Regions from separate parts of the Homo sapiens genome. Here regions 1 and 2 are each linked to region 3. A link is a contact called in ENCODE Hi-C or POLR2A ChIA-PET data. All regions are on one chromosome and are shown on one strand. The core of a region is the stretch at or near the end of the contact, and the rest is flanking DNA. Distances in the headings are between cores, read along the strand shown. Region 1 holds the start of CDKN2B-AS1 (CDKN2B and CDKN2A antisense cis and trans regulatory RNA 1). Region 2 holds the start of DENND4C (DENN domain containing 4C). Region 3 holds the start of FOCAD (focadhesin).

Region 1 (3,353 bases), core at 854-3,353, 1.3 Mb after region 3:
CAACTTAATAATTTAAACAAAATGATTTTATATAGAATAATATTAACTAGAGTAATAAATATTTTTATATAGACAATAATATTAAGAACTATATTCATACAGTTACCGGTCACAGTGGCTAAACTTTTGCTGATACGGATAAACCACTGTTAAAAAAAACAACAACCAGGGTCTTGTCAATGTTTCAAAATGAATTAAAATCAAATCCAGCAACAGGCCCTGAAATCCTTTATAAGCTCCTTTGACTAAATTAAAAAAATTAACTTGCATAATATGAAAAGTAAAAAATAAAATGTGCATTTATCCTATAGATTATAAATTTTTGCTAATAGAAATTGAGACACTAAATTAAACACTGATAGTTTTAACAGGTTTATATTTCCATGTCAAAGAGACAATTAACATTGCAGTAAAAAAATAATTACCCCTCCGCTGGCCTTTGCTTTTTGAAGCTATATATTCCTGGCGAAGCATACCACAAGGACGGTCATAAAAGTGAAGCCTCATTAAATTACTTTTAGACTTATTACACAAGTTTTAATTAGCATTGTACATATTTTAACTGTACATATATTCTTTCAGTTTTCCTGGTTATAGGAAATTACACTGGCTGTGTCAACATTTGTCAATGTGAGGACAAAACTACCTTGGATTCTGTTTTTCAAGAAGTAGGCCTCATTTTTAAACTGTGCTAACTGTCGTCTGAGATGACTAAAATACTATCAGTTGGGATTTCTCAGGAACAGTTCTACAGTTCTGTCGTTTGCTAAACATACGAGCATTGTCCCGAGCAGTTTCAATCACTCAGGCCGCCGGACCTCTACCTCTAACTCACAAAGAAAGCCCATTTCCCTGTTGGCTGCAAAACTCCCCCAAGAAGCAAGTGCTTGCTCCTCGCAGCAGTAACTGATCCTACGATCCTTGTTAGCATTTCAGGAAGTCGCTGCCTGCGTGCCCCGTATCTCACGGGTCCTCCACTCTCCTGGAAGGTGGGAGAGGGTGACCCCGCCGGGAGGCTGGGGAGAAAAAAGGCCGCCTCCAGAAAACTTAGATGGTTAGCAATAATTCTCCCCAAGGAGAAAGAAAGTGTGCTTGAAATACACCTTTCCTACTGTGTGTGTGTGTGTGTGTGTGTGTGTGTGTGTGTGTGTGTGTGTGTCTTAGTCATTCCCACCCAGGATATTCGGGACTCACTGACTTCTGAGGTGGGTTTAGAAGCTCTGTTCGCCTCAGTTTCCCACGATTGAGGGGCTGTGTGAAGGGAGGTCCAGGTTCAATGGTACTGCGAGAACCACATGTCTAAGTCGTTGTAACCCGAATGGGGAAGCCTCCACCGGCGGTTATCTCCTCCTCCTCCTAGCCTGGGCTAGAGACGAATTATCTGTTTACGAAATCACACCAAACAAAACAAGTGCCGAATGCGCCCCGGACTTTTCGAGGGCCTTTCCTACCTGGTCTTCTAGGAAGCGGCTGCTGCCCTAGACGCTGGCTCCTCAGTAGCATCAGCACGAGGGCCACAGCGGCGGGCGCCCCTGGCGCTGCCCACTCCCCCGTGAGCCGCGGGATGTGAACCACGAAAACCCTCACTCGCGGCGGGCCGCACGCGCGCCGAATCCGGAGGGTCACCAAGAACCTGCGCACCATGTTCTCGCCGCCTCCAGGGCCGAGCTCGGCAGCCGCTGCGCCGCCCTTTGGCACCAGAGGTGAGCAGCGCCACTCCTGCCCCCTTAACTGCAGACTGGGACCCACGCACCGCCCCCTGCCCATCTCCGCCCCGCAGGCGCGCACCCGCCTTCCCTGAGCGCGCCCGCCCCCCACCTTCACCCCCACCCCCACCCCACCCCCACTCCCACCCGGACCTCCAAGATCTCGGAACGGCTCTGAGCCCTGCGCACGCGGGAAGGGCTGCCGGAGGCGCCCGTAGGGAGGCGCGCGCGCGGGCGGCTCAGGGCCCGCGTTCCTCTCCCTCCCGCCTACCGCCACTTTCCCGCCCTGTGTGCGCCCCCACCCCCACCACCATCTTCCCACCCTCAGCGCGGGCGCCCCGCGGTGACGGCCCAGGGGCCGGACGCCTGGAACGCAACTCCAGGCAGCTCGCCCCCTAGCTACATCCGTCACCTGACACGGCCCTACCAGGAACAGCCGCGCTCCCGCGGATTCTGGTGCTGCTCGCGTCCCCGCTCCCCTATTCCCCTTATTTTATTCCTGGCTCCCCTCGTCGAAAGTCTTCCATTCTTCAAACTAGATTATTTAAAAATGAAAAAGGAAGAAAGGAAAGCGAGGTCATCTCATTGCTCTATCCGCCAATCAGGAGGCTGAATGTCAGTTTTGAACTAAAAGCCGCTCCGCTCCTCTTCTAGATTTGGAAAACAAGCGAAATTAAACTAAACCGCTGCACGCCTCTGACGCGACATCTGGACACGGCGCGGCGCTGGCGCTGCCGGAGCTGTCGACCCGGCCTGGCGCCGGACTAGGTAGGTGGAGTCGCACCCGGGGGTCCCAGCTGGGTCCGGGCGCCCATTCCCCTCCCAGCTGCCCGCGTCGCCGAGGGCGCCTGGCTGGGACAAGCACCGAGTCCTTTGTGTCTAGCCCATTTTTATTTTCGGTTTTAACCTTCACGACAGCCGCGGAGCATCTGAGCGCTTCTTCCTCTTTCCTCTTCCCCCGCGCTCCCCTCCCCTGCTGGCCGCTCCCCTCCTGTCGCCGCGTCCTCGCGTAGAATGGTTGTCTTGGCGACCGTTGGCCGCTGCCGCCTCCACGCTCTGCCCCGCGCCCAGACACCCCGACTCCCCTTGATCCCGCCGCCTGACTCCTCGGCGTACGTTCTCTCTCCGGTCTCCCCCTCCATGTCCCCTCCTCCCCTTTTCTTCCACATCACCGATCCTTTCTGGACTCTCTCCCTTCCTCCTTTCCAGCTGGGAGACAGGAAAAGCGGTCCTGTTTGGGAACAGTAAAAGCAGGGCAAGGAAAGGAAGGAGCGGCAGAAAGGAGGGGTGAGTCGAGGACACAGGGGCAGCCGGAGAATGCGGAGGAGCCGGGTCCTGAGCGCGGTCTAAGCGAGGCTCGGCTCTCGTCCAGGAACTCGGACGCGGGCTCGCCGGCTCTCCGCGCGCGGGAAGTCGAGCCCAGGACGCCGCCTTCAGGCCGGCGCGCTGACCCGGTGCCCCGACCCGGAGCCTGCGGTCTGCCTGGATCCGTCCTAAACCTCGCGGGCTGGACCCGCGGCCTGAGTGGGTGGGTGTGTGCCAGAGGATTCGGGACTAGGCCCAGCTCCGGGAACCTGGAAATGTGGCCCGCTTCTCAGTGGCTTCCTGTTCATGCGCTTGGGCCTAGTGGCCTAGTTGAAGAAGTGG
Region 2 (3,157 bases), core at 18-2,517, 1.5 Mb before region 3:
TGCAATAAACTTCAGAAATAAATGGACAGCAGTGCATTTATGACCCAGGTATAATCTCACATTTTTATGCAAAAATACAGATTAAATAAGGAGAGTGTAATTTTCAGGAAAATGATTATTTATGTGGATACTCACCAGATATGCAGAAATCTTACCAGTTCTGATTTTGACCTGCCATGGAATCTGAAGTCATTCGCCTTTTTTTCCCCCCAGAGGTAAAAAAGTTATCTCTACTTCAAACCATTTCCTTCTTCCTAAATAACTAGTAATTGCTTTTTCATTTACTATGATAACTCAAAAACGTTGTTCAAAAATATCCTGCAAAATTTGCATTATAGAGAAACGACTCTGCAGGCGTCTGTGTCGATAATGAGGCTACACTTAGGAGGCGTGAGGGTACTGACTATGCAAATGAGCGATTTCTCCATTAGGAATTCCCATCCCCAAATCTGGGCCGAAGGAGAGACACCGAGCGCGGCCAGGGACTCACATGGTGCACTGGAGCCAAGGGGTTTCGGGAAGGGCCAGCGCGCGGGTCTCTCTAGAGCCCTCTACTCATGCGTGGGAATTCCAGATTCCTTCCCTGGGAAGGAATCTTCACGTATCTCCCGGCACTGTCCTCAGTGACCTTCAGCCACTCGGCATCACTTTCCCTGTCTTTGAAAACTCCGAGAGAAGCAGCCGCCACCTGCCTCAGGCCAAGGCAATAAACCCACATCACACCGCCAGTCTGAGCCCTGCAGGAAGGGGTGCACAGCGGCCTCCAGAGCGCTTTCTCCCCAGCTCTGTTTCTGCAGGCTCGGCCGCGCGAACGCTGAGGAGGGGATCGGAGGCCCGCAAGGCTCAGACCCCGCGCCCCGCGGGGGTCGCACAGGGGTCGGGCGGGGGAGGGGAGCGGTGGCTGCAGGGCCTCGGCCCTCCCCGGGGGAGGGGCCTGAGCACCGCACCGCCCCCCTCCTCCCTGCGTCTTCTCCCTCCCACCCCCCGCCCTTTTCCACCCGCCCCCGCAGGAGGAAAGGGAGAGGGAGGGGGAAAAGAAAGTGCTGTTTTGTGGAAAGGGGCGGAAGGCGGGGGAGAAAAAGGGAACAGAAACATGGCGGTCAGGTCTTGGGACGGCTGCGCCGCGGGCAGCTCCTAGGCGACGCGCCGCCCGCACTGTCCGACGGCTCACAGCGCGGAGGCACCCGCGCGGGCCAGCGCTCCGGCCATCGCCCCTGGCTGTAGGCGGCGCCCCTCGGAGACCCTGCCCGCGAGGCGGCGCAGGCGCAGACCGGACTGAGGCGGCGGCGGCCGCTGGAGCTAGTCCCCCGCCCTGCCCTGCCGAGCGCGCCCAGTCCGCGAATCCGGTGCTTTCTTGCCCCAGGAAGAAGCCGTGTCGGGGCTGCGCTGACAGAGGAGCAGGCAGCAGGTGAGGCTGCGGCGCGGGGCCTTTGGCGGAGGAAGCCTGCGCCGTGCCCTCGCGGGGCCTGCGCTGCAAGGCTGGGAGGGCGCGGGACAGGTAGAGCCCGGAGGGCTGAGTTCCGAGTGGCTGGCCCGCGGGGGGTCGCCGAGGAGGCGGAGAGTGGCCGCGGCTGGCGTTCGTGGCCTAGTTTCTCCGCGGTTTCCGGGGGCGGGGAGTCCCCGGATCCTGCGGGATGCAGTCGGGGAAAGGCTGCCCCTGAAGAGCCTCCCCGCGTCGCCCGCCGGGCCCATGAGAATCGTTTGCGTACAAGCGCGAGGGGTCTGGGCCCGGGGGACCGCCGGGGCGACGGCCGCTTTGGTGGGGGCCGGGGTGCGGAGGGAGCAGGATCGGGGCTTCCCAGAGGGGGTCGAGGCTGAGAGAGCGGAGAGCTAGAGCCAGGGGTGGCGGGCAGTCTCGAGAGGAGTCGGGGGACTGAGAAGTGTCGGGGACAACGGGGAGGAGGGGGACCTGGGCAGGTGTCTCTGGTGAATTGAAGACATTTCCTTCTCTGTCTTACGGTGGCCGATCCTCAGGGCTTCTTTGTCGGGGATGACTTTCTAGGAGGGCAGTATCCTTTTAACTCTGGAGTGACTAAACACAAAACCAAGGAATGAAGTCCTAAGGCTGACTCCTGTAAAGAGCTGTAACTTTTTCTGTTTTAAGAATGCTGTCACGTCTTTTTTTTTTTCCTCCCCTTTTCTGCTTGATAGACCTTTTCCCTCTCGAAGACCGTCTTTTATCTGCACTAATAAGGAATTACCCAGTTTTTAAATAGTACCGCCTCCTTCTCCCCTTATGTATGTTTGTCACACGGGAAAATTTAGGGTAGTTACCGCGGGTACTTGTGCAAATTTGAGGGAAAGTGTCATTTCCAGTAGTGAACCCTCAGCTGTCTCTTTGTGCCTCCGAGATACTGTCAAGCGTTGTAGCCTGAGAAATTGACCCACTGAGCCTGCTTAATTGTGTGCAAACCCGTGTTGAGGCGTTCTTCCTAGGCCCTAATTTACGTAGGAATAGGTTTTCCCTTCCGGTCTGTGTATAATGAGAGGGGAGAACGTTAGTGCTAAGGCGCTAAGTTCTGGATAAATACTTGATTTGATGTGATAGTGTGTATTACTCTATCAGAAATGCAGAGCGTTGTATGATTTTTCTGTGTACACGCGATAAGAGCAATATTAGTTGCAAAAGGAAGTTTTCATCTTTGAACATTAAAGGTATCCTTTATTCTTGATCACTATAGCATGCAAAAAAGAAACTATATTTTCTGTCCTGTTCTTTGTATTACTGTTAAAGAGTTGGTAAACTGCCGTCTTGCTGTGAGACTGGGAAGTCGGCAATGAAGTTAGATTTGTATTCATGAACATGATCTGCCTGTCATATAGGCTTGCTTTGACTTGTTTTTTTTTTCAGTAGTGGCAAAGGGTTTTCTGCCACTCAATCCACACTTTCCTCCGCATTGGTATCTCCGTTGACCATTTTGCAAAATAGTTTATTGAGATTAGGGGTCTGATCTTTTGTATAACCTGTTGTAGTGAACTGATCATATGCGACTTGACTTTGGCCAATAGTACCTCGTGCAGTGTACAGTACTACTATTTAGACTTACTGATTTGGGTAATAGAAAAGCTATGATGTTAGAAATGTTGTCGTTGTATATTGGAGAAATTTTGAAGTTGCATATTGGAGTAATTTAGTCCTGTATGCTTTGTAAATGAG
Region 3 (3,234 bases), core at 256-2,755:
TTTAAGTAGGTTCAATATTGATTGATTGAATGATTGATTGTGACAGTCTCACTCCATCAGAGGCTGGAGTGCAGTGGCGCCACCTCGGCTCACTGCAACCTCCGCCTCCCGGGTTCAAGCGATTCTCCTGCCTCAGCCTCCTGAGTAGAGTAGCCGTGACTGCAGGCGCGCAACCCCACGCCGGGCTAATTTTTGTATGTTTTTTTTAGTAGAGATGGGGTTTCACCACGTTGCCTAGGCTGGTCTTGAACTCCGCCCTCCTCGGCCTCCCAAAGTGCTGGGATTACAGGTGTGAGCCCCCCCACCTGGCCCCAAGATTAATTTAGATAAATTCTTAGAGGGTGAATGCATAGTTGGTTATTGGGAAAACTGTTAACGGTCTGTGATACATAATTACTTTTCTGAGGTGATGGGGAACCAAATTCTTCCTACAAATGAGAAACAGAACTTCTTGTCTACACATTAAAATGACTTTGGAAACTTAGAAAAATATCAATGTCAAGATCTGGCAGCAGACCTTTTTCAACCAAGTGATGAGGCCCAGGCACTTGTTTTTTTATTTTTATTTTTTCCTAAGGGTGCCCCAGGGTTTAGAAACAACTAAGTCAGATATTTTTAGAGTAATTTGTCTTAACTCTTTCATCTTGCGTAAAATTTCCATTCTGTCATCCACAACCGGAATTCCACTCCGTCATACCAGTCTCTCCTCGTTTTTTTCTGCTGGCTCTTTTCAGCGTGTTTCATCGTGGCTGCTGTCTGTCTGTTACAGCCTTCTCACGTGGGAGCCCCTGCCCCGCCCCACGAGAAAATACATGTTTATCATTCAGTAAGTATTGCGCAAAATCGTAACAGAATAATTACTCGCGCCAATTCCCCCCAGATTAGATCAGCAGAAACACTTGGGCTAGAACTACCTCAGGACTATCTAACAAGTGGATATACCACAGTGGCGTGGAGAGCTGCAGTGTTATGTGTTGGCCAAATGAAGTAAAGACACCAAGTAGCTATTAGGCGAAGAACGAAGCGTCTTCGCGGCAAGTCGGCTGTCTGCTTTAAATTTTCTGAATCCTTAATGTTATCAGTATTATTTATTTCCCCCGAGAAACAAAATCTCCAAATACCAAGAAGCTGTTCTGTATTGCCAAAAGCTGCATAGGGGCAGGCTGCCAACAGGACTACCCGGGCACGCTGCAGTGGCATCTCTAGGCAGTTTCCTTTAATCTGATTTTCCTTGGGCTAACTCCTCACTGCGGTGCTGCTCCACAGCCAGCCCCCGCGCGCAGCCCTCCCCGCACCAGCTCGGCTGCAGAGCGCGGGTCCGCCGCCCACGCCGCCTTTCAACCGCAGTGCGCGGCCCGGGCCTTAGACGCGCGTGCGCGCGAGCCGGGGAGGGCGGGCCCCAGCCGGAGGAGGCGGAACAGGGCCTCGCGATATGCAGCCCATTGGCTCTCTCCTGCAGTCCCCGCCCCCGGGCGTTCGAGGCGGCGGGGCGGGCCACGTCAGGCAGCCGGCGCTGGGCTGAGCTTGTGGCAGAAGGGAGGTAAGCCGTGCGGGGCGGCGGGCTGCCACCGCTGCACCCCTGCTCGGGAGCCGCCGGGTCGCGCCGCCTGCGGCCCGGTCGGCTTGCATGGAGGGCGGCTGAGGCCCTGCGGGGCTGGGGCTGAGCTGGGAGACGGGGCAGTGGAGCATGTGGCGGCAGGGCCGCGTCGCGGCGAGGGGCAGCCGGGAGGGGGCTTTTTGCCCTCGTCCGGTCCTGCTGGGGCTCTCAGCTTCTGGAGGACTAGGCCTTCTGAGGTTACGGAGCTCCGAGATACCTGGGCAGGGCTGGCTGTGGTGACTGCGGTGGGACTTAGTGGGATCTCGACTCGGAAGCCGGTCGGCGCGATCCTTGCATACTTAGCTGCAGCAGGTTGCAGTCGTCCCACTCTCCTTCGACCGGTTCCCTAGTTGGGGGCAGAGCAGGAGATTCTGGCCGCGTCCTGCCTGGCCTGGGGTGACTGTCTCCTTCTCATTCCCGGTGACTCACTCAGATCATGTCCACTTATAATGCAAAGGCTTATGGGTGAGCAGGGCCTGTTTTCAGTCTCCTAGTTCTCTGGCTCCGTCCGCACTTGCGGCAATTACTTGAAGAAAGAGTATGTTAGATGTATGTTTTGAAATTTTCGCAGCAGCTAACGCGTGGAGACGTGCAGTTATGTTGCATTTACCCTTCATGAGTTTTAGTTTCAGCTGTGGCGTCCTGATATCTCAGTGTGGTTCCTGAATTTGGAGCTTTTGAAATGAATGAAATCCTGCCAATTTCATGCAGTCATTCATTCATACATTCCAAACTTTTTTGATGGATGCCTTAATGGTCAGCCTCATACCAGGTATTAAAATCGGCATTTCCTGCGTTTTATTCCAGTTTATATGTTAGTTTTATTGTCTAGATTTGAGTTGGAAATTTTTTTTTTTTTTGTTATTTTCAGGTTCTAGTATCCCTGAAACCATCGTGGCTCTGAGGGTGTAATCCTGATAACTGTATCAGTAATGACTCCAGGTTTCAGTGGCCTATCTGTAAGAAGAGGAATGGGATTAGTATAATTTTGAGATTTTCCAGGAGAGGAGGGTAGATGGCATGTTTCCTGAACTGTGTTAACAGGAAGTAACTATTTTAAAAACACAGGATGCATTTTATGATTATGTTTTACTGTGTCAACGAACATTGTATCTGTCCACATTCACTTTTTGACTACCAAGCAAGTGCATGTTTACAATTTTGATTCACATCCAATTCCTGCGTAGAAAGCACTGTGACTCATCTGAATTTTGAAATGAAGTAATCATGAGCTTTTTAATGTTACATACAAAGGTATGATATTGAAACAATTGCATAAAAATGCAATTTTCAAAGCATTTTCACTTGCTTTTATAGATTAGTGGAAGCTAAAACCTCTGCCTTGATTATTTGCTTACTTAATCAATGTTAGGTAGTTACCATCTCTTGGCTAATGTTTATCAATATTATATCTATTTTAACATTTGTTTCATTAACCCCAAATTTACTGGATTTTAACTGATTGTTGTCTCCAGTTGACGCCTGATAACCAAAAGGTTATCAGGAGGAGCTGGAGGAGGCGGAACACAGCCTCGCGCCCTGTAATAAATAGTTTGAAATCAAAATTTTCATGGACGTATAACCAGAGTTTTTCATTTGTTGATTGATTGATGGTGCTTACCGGTAAATCGTTTGGC

Evidence for each region. A loop is a pair of places that touch in the nucleus more often than their neighbours do. ChIA-PET counts read pairs that join two places held with the same protein, here RNA polymerase II (POLR2A). Pooled maps may share reads with other maps.
Region 1: a loop to region 3 is called in a map of B cell, with 6 times the contacts of the local background. The contact joins the promoter of CDKN2B-AS1 here to the promoter of FOCAD in region 3. A Hi-C loop is called at or near these places in 1 of 168 maps with a recorded cell type or tissue (B cell), 1 of 37 single-sample maps with no recorded cell type and 8 of 50 pooled maps.
Region 2: a pooled map shows a loop between it and region 3 (9-fold over the local background). The contact joins the promoter of DENND4C here to the promoter of FOCAD in region 3. A Hi-C loop is called at or near these places in 1 of 37 single-sample maps with no recorded cell type and 9 of 50 pooled maps. POLR2A ChIA-PET finds 5 or more read pairs at or near these places in 2 of 52 experiments (RWPE1 and activated naive CD4-positive, alpha-beta T cell).

Annotation. Positions count from the first base shown.
Region 1 is chr9:21,992,688-21,996,040 of GRCh38, forward strand. It overlaps CDKN2B-AS1 (CDKN2B and CDKN2A antisense cis and trans regulatory RNA 1), which reads left to right and starts at 2,104. Exons shown (of 19, transcript NR_003529.4): 1 at 2,104-2,474. LOC124902130 (a long non-coding RNA gene) reads right to left here and starts at 1,341. Exons shown (of 2, transcript XR_007061436.1): 1 at 1,199-1,341. It also overlaps a transcript of CDKN2A not described here. RefSeq lists silencers at 1,778-2,037, 2,358-2,557.
Region 2 is chr9:19,229,426-19,232,582 of GRCh38, forward strand. It overlaps DENND4C (DENN domain containing 4C), which reads left to right and starts at 1,268. Exons shown (of 33, transcript NM_001330640.2): 1 at 1,268-1,408. RefSeq lists enhancers at 426-675, 1,060-1,566, 1,567-2,072 and silencers at 706-1,005, 1,086-1,455, 1,676-1,815.
Region 3 is chr9:20,682,754-20,685,987 of GRCh38, forward strand. FOCAD (focadhesin) reads left to right here and starts at 1,506. Exons shown (of 44, transcript NM_001375567.1): 1 at 1,506-1,540. It overlaps FOCAD-AS1 (FOCAD antisense RNA 1), which reads right to left and starts at 1,997. Exons shown (of 2, transcript NR_121601.1): 1 at 1,815-1,997; 2 at 549-788. RefSeq lists a silencer at 1,109-1,808 and an enhancer at 1,208-1,948.